3 separate regions of the Homo sapiens genome follow, and regions 2 and 3 are each linked to region 1. Evidence: chromatin contacts called from ENCODE Hi-C or POLR2A ChIA-PET data. All regions are on one chromosome and are shown on one strand. The core of a region is the stretch at or near the end of the contact, and the rest is flanking DNA. Distances in the headings are between cores, read along the strand shown.

Region 1 (2,700 bases), core at 64-2,563:
AAAGCAGCTGGCATTTACTGAACACTCACTCAGTGCTAGGTGCCTTAACTCCTGGGCTTACTCAACAACCCTCTGTGGTGATTTTGTCAAAGGGCTCTCCCAAGACCGCACAGCCAGTCTGGTGGAGCGGGATTTGAACCCAGCTCTGCTGGTGTTCAGAACTTGCTCAGGCACTTGTACCCATTGCGGTGTATAGGAACTCTGATTGATGTCCAGCCAGGGATGTGTTAGGACACTAGGAAATGAGAAATAGGGCAAAAGAGTTTCTTTTTTTTTTTTTTTTTTTTTGAGACGGAGTCTTGCTCTGTCACCCAGGCTGGAGTGCAGTGGTGCGATCTTGGCTCACTGCAAGCTCTGACTCCTGGGTTCACGCCATTCTGCTGCCTCAGCCTCTGGAGTAGCTGGGACTACAGGCGCCCACAACCACGCCTGGCTAATTTTTTTTGTATTTTTTTAGTAGAGACGGGGTTTCACCGTGTTAGCGAGGATCGTCTCGATCTCCTGACCTCATGATCCACCCGCCTCGGCCTCCCAAAGTGCTGGGATTAGAGGCGTGAGCCACCGGCGCCCGGCCGCAAAAGAGTTTCTTTTAAGCCAAAGAAAGTTTTATAATTGGTGGTGGGGAGGGAGCTACCAGTTGTCAGCTTTTCCCTGCAGCGCTTGGTATTTAAGATAATGGTTCCCCCTTTTCTTGTGGTCATGAGTTTATAGCTGCCCCAGGCTCCTTCTCACTCCTGAGGGGTGAGATCCAGATGAATGACACTTTCCTGCCTTCTCAAGTCCCTTCTTCCTTTCGAAGACAGGCCTCATGGTCAAATGTCACCTCCTTCTCTTGCTAAAAACAGTGTGGGGAAGTCAGGAGACTGGGGCAGCCAGTGGCATGGAGTGGGCCTTGGCCCACCCAGTCTGTCTCTTGGGGACTTTTATTTTCCCCCACCTGGGTGGAGAAGGCTTCCTGGCACTACTGATGGAATCCCCAAAGTTCTGCAGGCAGGGAAGGACCGAACCCCATGATACTCTCCATTCTGCAGTTACAAGAAGGTAACTGCATGTGCCATGAAGTTGGAAATCTATAGGAGGGATGGGATTGGGTGCAGGGTCTGACCATGCCCCACTCCCACTTAGACACCCAGCCTGTAAGTGAGCTTGGGAGAGGAGAGGGTGCCAGCAGCCCCAACGCCATGGTAACAGAGTGACAAGTTTCCTGGATTACTCTCCCTTGGCTTATGAGTCAGCACAACCAACTTCCTGCCCCCAGAGGGCTTCCTTCCCAGAGACCTGGAAAGTCAGAGGAGCTGACTTGACCTTTGATTGCCAAGGGATGGGGTCAACCAGGTGAGATTGAGGGAGGGTCTCCCACAAATCCTGGAGGGGATTGAGAGGTTCCCCACTTCATGGGTAGAACAGCCTGGCCAGGTGGCCGGGAAGTGTTGGGGATGGCTGGTGGGTGACCTCAGGCAAGAGGCTTTACTTCTTTGAAGCCAGTTTTCTTTTCTTTTCTTTTCTTTTTTTTTGAGACGGAGTTTCCTCTTTGTTGCCCAGGCTGGAGTGCAGTAGCACAATCTCAGCTCACTGCAACCTCCACCTCCCAGGTTCAAGCGATTCTCCTGCCTCAGCCTCCCGAATAGCTGGGATTACAGGCACACACCACCTCACCTGGCTAATTTTTGTATTTTTAGTAGAGACGGGGTTTCACCATGTTGGCCAGGGTGGTCTCAAACTCCTGATCTCAGGTGATCCACCCGCCTCGGCCTCCCAAAGTGCTGGGATTACAGGTGTGAGCCACCATGCCTGGCTGAAGCCAGTTTTTTAATGTGTATGGAGATGGCAGGTATCCTGCTCTCCCATGGACTCATATGAAGGTTCATTATGAGGCCAGACTGGGCCCATGAAACACAGGAATTTTCAGGGTCTGATGATGCACACCTTGCCCGGACCCTCTCTGATCTGCAGATGAGATTCTTGCTCCACACGGCAGTTCTAGGAACAGCAGGCCTCAGGCGCACCATCCTCCAAACTCTAATGAGAGATACAAAGCAAGGGGGCCTGGATATAGCATAGGATCAGCATCCCGTAGAGCTCCTTAAGCCCAGAGTACTCTTGTGGGCTTTGATTCAGGTCCTCTGTGCCTCAGTTTATACTTCATTGAGAGGCAGCCAGCCTCAGCCTGACCCCGTCCCCTGCAGGACTGGCGAGCATATGTGGTGATCTTGTCTGCTGGGGAAGGCAGGCTGTAACATTAGCCTGAGCTGAAGATAATTGGGAAGGTCAGTCTGCTGCCGTAAACAAAATGCTTTCCATGACCTGGGATCAATTATTTTTGGATTATCTGCCTCCTCAGTTCTCTGCCCGCCAGCACCCTTTTGTTCCCAAGTTCTAGAGCTGGTTCAGAAGTTTCCTGTAATTTCTATGAAAATGAGTTGGAAGGAACGACTCAAGTCATAAGACACTGAGCCTCTGTGACGTGTTCAGAGTTCAGGGACCATGTAAATGAGCAAGAAATTGCTATTACTATTCCTAGTACTGATCACTGATAGTAATTATTATTGCTGTTGTTGATTGGGCTCTTGCAATAGGCTAGATGGTGCCCCACGTAGCATCTTGTGTGATCCTCCTATAAACCAGGTGAGTATAGGTGATGGTCATTGAGAGGAAAGACTTGCGCATGGTCACCTGGCTGGGAAGCTGCAGAGCCCTGTG
Region 2 (2,700 bases), core at 123-2,622, 1.4 Mb before region 1:
CCAATTACCAGGCATGCTTCTGATTCACTAAAATGGTTAACAGGATAAAAAAGGAATGTTCCAAGTAAGTTGGTCAAGAGGAGGGCTAGATTCACAGCATTAAAAGCACCACGTTAAGCAAATATAGCAACATTATTATTTGTAAAAACAATCTAGGCGTGTTTATCCGGATTGTTACACAATTCCTTTGGGTTTTGTGTCTGAAAACCTTCTAAGTGTGGGAAAATGTAATACAAGCTATGCTCTACAATGCTGCCTAATTGCTTAAGCGCAGTACAGTCAGCATTTCTGGGCAAGGGAGACCCACCTCAAAGGCCATCCAAAAGTCATTGGACACTTAAGTTTCTTGGCTGACAGGTCCTAAATATGCAACAGCTTGCTTCCTTACAATGAGTCATTCCTGACCTCAGACCTTCTCAAAAATGGAGTAAAACTGTAATGTGCGGCCGGGCGCGGTGGCTCACACCTGTAATCCTAGCACTTAGGGAGGCCGAGGAAGGTGGATCATGAAGTCAAGAGATCGAGACCATCCTGGCCAACATGGTGAATCCCTGTCTCTATTGAAAATACAAAAATTAGCTGGGTGTGGTGTCGCGCCCCTGTAATCCCAGCTACTCGGGAGGCTGAAGCAGGAGAATCGCTTGAACCTGGGAAGCGGAGGTTGCAGTAAGCCAAGATCAAGCCACTGCACTCCAGCCTGGACAACAGAGCGAGACTCCGTTTAAAAAAAAAAAAGTATAAAGCGCGCTCTTTTAGAAGCCAGACAGACCTGGATACGAATGCTGTCATCTTAGGACCCACTTAACTTGCCTGAGCCCGTTTATCTGCAACAGAAGGGACCTATCTCAGGAAATTGTTAACTAAACAGTATTTTCCCAAAAATGGCCTAATTCAGTAGCCGGTGTGAGTAGACCCTCAGCACATAGCAGCTGACTGTCCCTATTTGCGCTGGGGCAACATGAAGAGCAGAGGCGACCCACCCTGCACTTACGATGATCTTAAGGAAGTAGTTGGACTTCCAGGTCGCCCTGTCTTCCCTGGGCATCACGGCGGTGCGTCAGGGATTGCCACGCAGGGTTTAAAGACGATGTCACTGAGGAGAGACAGGGAGCTCAGGCCTGGTCACGCCGACACCCATCCCGCGGTCCCGGGCCTAAGAGGAGCAGGACACGCGCAATCGCCCGCCGGCCCTGCCTAGGGCAGCGGCCGTCATCTCGGGGCGTGCAAGCCGCCACCGAGGCCCCAGGCGGAACAGAATAGGACTCCATGTTCCCAAAGGCCCCCAAAGACCCCTCCATGCTTCCCGCCGGCGACCCCTGGCGCCCATCTAACTAGCACACGAACCTTCCACGAGGACGCCTGGCGAGAGAAGGGCCTCGCGCCCGCGCGTGCCTTTTATAATGCGAACAAAGTAGCCAATCAGAAACCGCGGATAGCGCTCCTGTCTATTGGCTGCGCCATCGCCCGTCAGACAAAGCTGAACGAATACAGGCAACCATTGGATAATATCGCTGCCACTCCAGCCAACGGAAAGCCGCCTTTAAGTAGGGTCGCGAAGGAAGGCGCTGCCTCGCGTTGGAGGAGCTTGCTCTGAGCTGCTGCCACCTGCTGGGCTGGAGCTGGAGCTGGAGCTGCGAATTCGGAGTCCCGGTTCCCTGTGCCACCTGGCGAGCTCAGCAAACTAAAAGGTATGACGTGGAGCTGAGACATAATTGCACATGCTTAGAAACAGAATGGTTTCTCTTTTTTTTTTTTTTTTTGAGACGGAGTGTCGCTCTGTCGCCCAGGCTGGAGCGCAGTGGCGCCATCTCGGCTGACTGCAAGCTCCGCCTCCCGGGTTCACGCCATTCTCCTGCCTCAGCCTCCGGAGTAGCTGGGACTACAGGCGCCCGCCACCGTGCTCGGCTAATTTTTTTTTTGTATTTTTAGTAGAGACGGGGTTTCATCATGTTCTCCAGGATGGTCTCGATCTCCTGACCTCGTGATCTGCCCGCCTCGGCCTCCCAAAGTGCTGGGATTACAGGCGTGACCCGCCGCGCCCGGCCTCAGAATGGTCTCTCGTCTTCTCTAGTTTTTCCGCCTACCAAAACAGAGGGATCCTTTAAAACCTGGCCGGGCGCGGTGGCTCACGCCTATACTCCCAGCACTTCGGGAGGACGAGGCGGGTGGATCACCTGAGGTCAGGAGTTCGAGACTAGCCTGGCCAACATGGCAAAACCCCGTCTCTACTAAAAATACAAAAATTAGCCAGGTGGGGTGGCGCATGCCCGTAATCCCAGCTACTCAGGAGGCCGAGGCAGAAGAATCGCTTGAACCCGGGAGCTGTGAGCTCTGCAGTGAGCTAAGATCACACCATTGCACTCTAGCCTGGGTGACAGAGAGGGACTCCATCTCAAAAAAAAAAAAAAAAAAAAAAAAACCTAAGTCAGCTCATCTCCTTATCTGCTTAAAACTTTCCGTTTCCTACAGAGTAAAAATCTAAAACCTAAAGTACCTACAAGGCCCTTACCTATCTGTCCCTCACGCCCACTCTGATCATCTCAGATGTTTTCCTCCTCACTTACTTGCTTTCTACCCAGATGATGCTCTGCTGCTTTTCCAGAGCAGGCTTTACTTGGGGGCTTTTGCATTAGCCATTCCCTCTTCCTAGAAAACTAGCCAACAAACATCCATAGAATAATTCACCTCCATCAAATCTTT
Region 3 (2,700 bases), core at 145-2,644, 1.6 Mb after region 1:
TTTCAGTGAAGCTGGATATATACCATGGCAAATTGGCTGTAACAGGTCAAACAAGATGCCTCCTTCCTGGGGAATTCATGCACTTATAAAAGAGCAAGGGAGCAAGAGGAAAAAGGAGAAAGAAAGAAAACTTCAGCTGCTTACAAACTGAAAAGCTTAGAGAGTGCAACAGGAATATTATCTAGTATTCCGCTTCTGCTAGATTCCCACTTTCTAGGGCCTGCTTTTATAAAGCATTACACAAAAACAGGGACCATTTCCTTCAGGGACAGGAGTGAATGCAAAGGGTAACCGGACCTAACTAAATGGACTTTTCCCCAGTGGCTCAGCCCATCACCCACGACAAATGGGGCATTGAAACAGTCAAGGACTGCCCCTTCCAACTGGCAACAGAAATACCTGGATTCCAATCACCATGCTATTACACCAGGAAAACACAAGCTCTCCAGGGAGATGAACCTGCAACCCCATCTATTATTTCCCCTGCTAAGGTAATCCGGATCCGGATGCAGATCCAGATGGAAAACCACTAGAAATTCAAAGATGCTTCTCCATTTGGGGTGGAGGTGCTGGGGGGAGGGCAGGGAAGTAAGAGGGAAAAATCCTTAAACACCCACAAATACAATGCAAAAAAAAATTTTTTTAACTTGATACAGAATGAATATAAGAGCAGAGCTTTTATATTTCCCAGCAACAAGATATGACGCTTTTGGTGTCCCTACCCCCTAGCAAAAAAAGGGAGCTGGGGAAAAGGAACGATTGATGGTTATGAAACATGAAAGTTAACTGGGCGCTCCGCCTTGACGGGAGGCTTGGGGGAGAGGAAGAGATTTCAGATGGGGATGAGGCCAGATCCCGACATTCTGAGCTCACAGTCAGCCCGCAATGGCTGGTGGCGGCTATCGGGTCAAAGTGGGAAGGAGAGGGAGAATCTATGCAGTCGCCTAAGCTACGGAAAGCAGGGAGGACGGAGAAAAGCCACCGCTCCTGCAACTACAACCGCGATTCCAAAAGGAAACCGGGGCACCTTGGCAAAAAATGGGGGGAAAAATTAAAAAAACCCCACAAACCCCCCGCCCCTCAGGAAGAGCGATCTGCGATTGGGCCGCGCGAGTGTCACTCAAGGGCGCCGAGTCTAGAAAAGGCGCACCGCGGCCGGGCAGAGCTCCCACACGCCGAAGGGCTCCGAGGGGGTCAGGCCAATCGGCAGCCGTCACCCCACACCCCAGCCCATCACCACACTCAAGGGGCCGCTAAGACAGTGTCTCCTAAGTCTCGTCTCCTGTCCCCAGCGGCCTACAGCTCCCTGCAGGCTGGTGGCCGCTTACCTGGCCGCCGCTCCCGCTGCCGATGTCAGGGTCATGCAAGCGGCCTCTCGCGACCGTTACCCGAGGGAGCGCGCGCGCGCCCGGCGTCTCTCCAGTGATTGGCTGCCCGGAAGGAGGCGGAGACAGCCTCGCATGGCGCGCGCGTCCACCTCGCCGTTCCCCCTCGCGCAGCTCCAACCAAAGAGAGACATCCAACCCCGGGGGAGTGACAAGGGGGCGGGATTGCTGTGAAACTCTCTTCTCTGATTGGCTCTCTGGGAGCCAGCCGCTGCCACGAGGGAAAGAAGCTTCAGTTTCTCGCATGCGCAGTGAGTAAACATGAGCCTCTGGTAGATAAGAGAAACCGCGATCGGAGTACGGCGCGTGCGCAGATCAGGGATCGCGATTGCGAATCCTCCGCTGAGGTGATTTGGATATCCCTAGAACGTTGAGGGCACGAGTCGGGTCCTGAGACCAGGTAAGCATCTGCGGAGAAGCCAGGTAACCCTACGGCTGCCGACGACTGTCAAAGGCTCCGGAGAGAGGACTGCGAGCCGGGACGCCTGGGTTTTTCCCGACTTGCGACCCCGAGTGGCGCAGCCAGTTTACCTGAGGCCGCGCTGGCGGTGGGGTGGGGCCGGCCGTGACACCCGAGCTCAGTTTTCTCGGGACCTGGTTTACGCTAGGTGCTGTGGGTCGGCCCTGGGGCTGTTCAGGCACTCAGGGCAGGGGAGAGGAGAGACTACCGTCCTGGAGATAACGGTTCCACGGAGGCCCAAGGCGAAACGGAAGGATCCTCATGTACAAAACTGAGCGGAATGGAGCTGTGAGCACGCATCAGGTGCTGTTTCAGGCCTGGCACGTAGTAGAGGTCAGCACTGCCCTTGCTAGGCTTTTGCGGAGATACTCGTTTTTTTTTTAATAGACGTGGGGTGGGGGGGTCTCACTGTGTTGCCCAAGCTGATCTCGAACTCCTGGCCTCAAGCGATCCTCCTTCCTCGGCCTCCCAAAGTGCTGGGATCACAGGCGCAAGCCACCCAGCCCTACTTTTGAAGGACCAAAGGGAACTCGCTCTCCTCCCCGTGGGACCCCAGCCCATTTCATGCGCACTGTGCAGGCCACATTCTTCAGCATAGTTAACCTTTAAGGTCTTTCCAGCTACTCGATTTACCTCCAGGAGTTCTGGCTCACAGTAAAGGGACTTCCCTGGCACTATCACTTAGGCCTCCACAACCCAGGAAATGGATCTGCCCTTGGAATAACAGATCTGCCAGGAGGCGTTACATCTCATTGGAGCTTCCTAAGTATACCTACCAATTTTTTTTTACTTTTTTTATTTTTGTGGGGGAGGGGGGTAGGGGGGACAAGGTCTCTCTCTGTCACCCAGGCTGGA

What was found. Hi-C counts contacts between places; a loop is a spot of excess contacts on that map. ChIA-PET counts read pairs that join two places held with the same protein, here RNA polymerase II (POLR2A). Pooled maps may share reads with other maps.
Region 2: a pooled map shows a loop between it and region 1 (5-fold over the local background). The contact joins the promoter of RPLP0 here to the enhancer-like site in region 1. A Hi-C loop is called at or near these places in 3 of 50 pooled maps. POLR2A ChIA-PET finds 5 or more read pairs at or near these places in 3 of 52 experiments (AG04449, H1 and activated naive CD4-positive, alpha-beta T cell).
Region 3: a pooled map shows a loop between it and region 1 (3-fold over the local background). The contact joins the promoter of MPHOSPH9 here to the enhancer-like site in region 1. A Hi-C loop is called at or near these places in 2 of 50 pooled maps. POLR2A ChIA-PET finds 5 or more read pairs at or near these places in 2 of 52 experiments (OCI-LY7 and common myeloid progenitor, CD34-positive).

The regions. Positions count from the first base shown.
Region 1 is chr12:121,628,703-121,631,402 of GRCh38, forward strand. It overlaps the pseudogene ORAI1. Among named protein-coding and RNA genes, the nearest start is that of MORN3, 40 kb to the right of the region's middle. Within about 2 kb of position 1,314, at least 2 of the 41 ENCODE cell types and tissues checked have a DNase peak (open chromatin) inside an H3K27ac peak, as active enhancers do.
Region 2 is chr12:120,199,739-120,202,438 of GRCh38, forward strand. It overlaps RPLP0 (ribosomal protein lateral stalk subunit P0), which reads right to left and starts at 1,373. Exons shown (of 8, transcript NM_001002.4): 1 at 1,345-1,373; 2 at 992-1,093. The coding sequence starts at 1,045. It overlaps PXN-AS1 (PXN antisense RNA 1), which reads left to right and starts at 1,553. Exons shown (of 4, transcript NR_038924.1): 1 at 1,553-1,688. RefSeq lists enhancers at 1-18, 1,059-1,128, 1,529-1,888.
Region 3 is chr12:123,231,747-123,234,446 of GRCh38, forward strand. It overlaps MPHOSPH9 (M-phase phosphoprotein 9), which reads right to left and starts at 1,395. Exons shown (of 24, transcript NM_022782.4): 1 at 1,329-1,395. MTRFR (mitochondrial translation release factor in rescue) reads left to right here and starts at 1,690. Exons shown (of 3, transcript NM_152269.5): 1 at 1,690-1,785. RefSeq lists an enhancer at 1,168-1,407.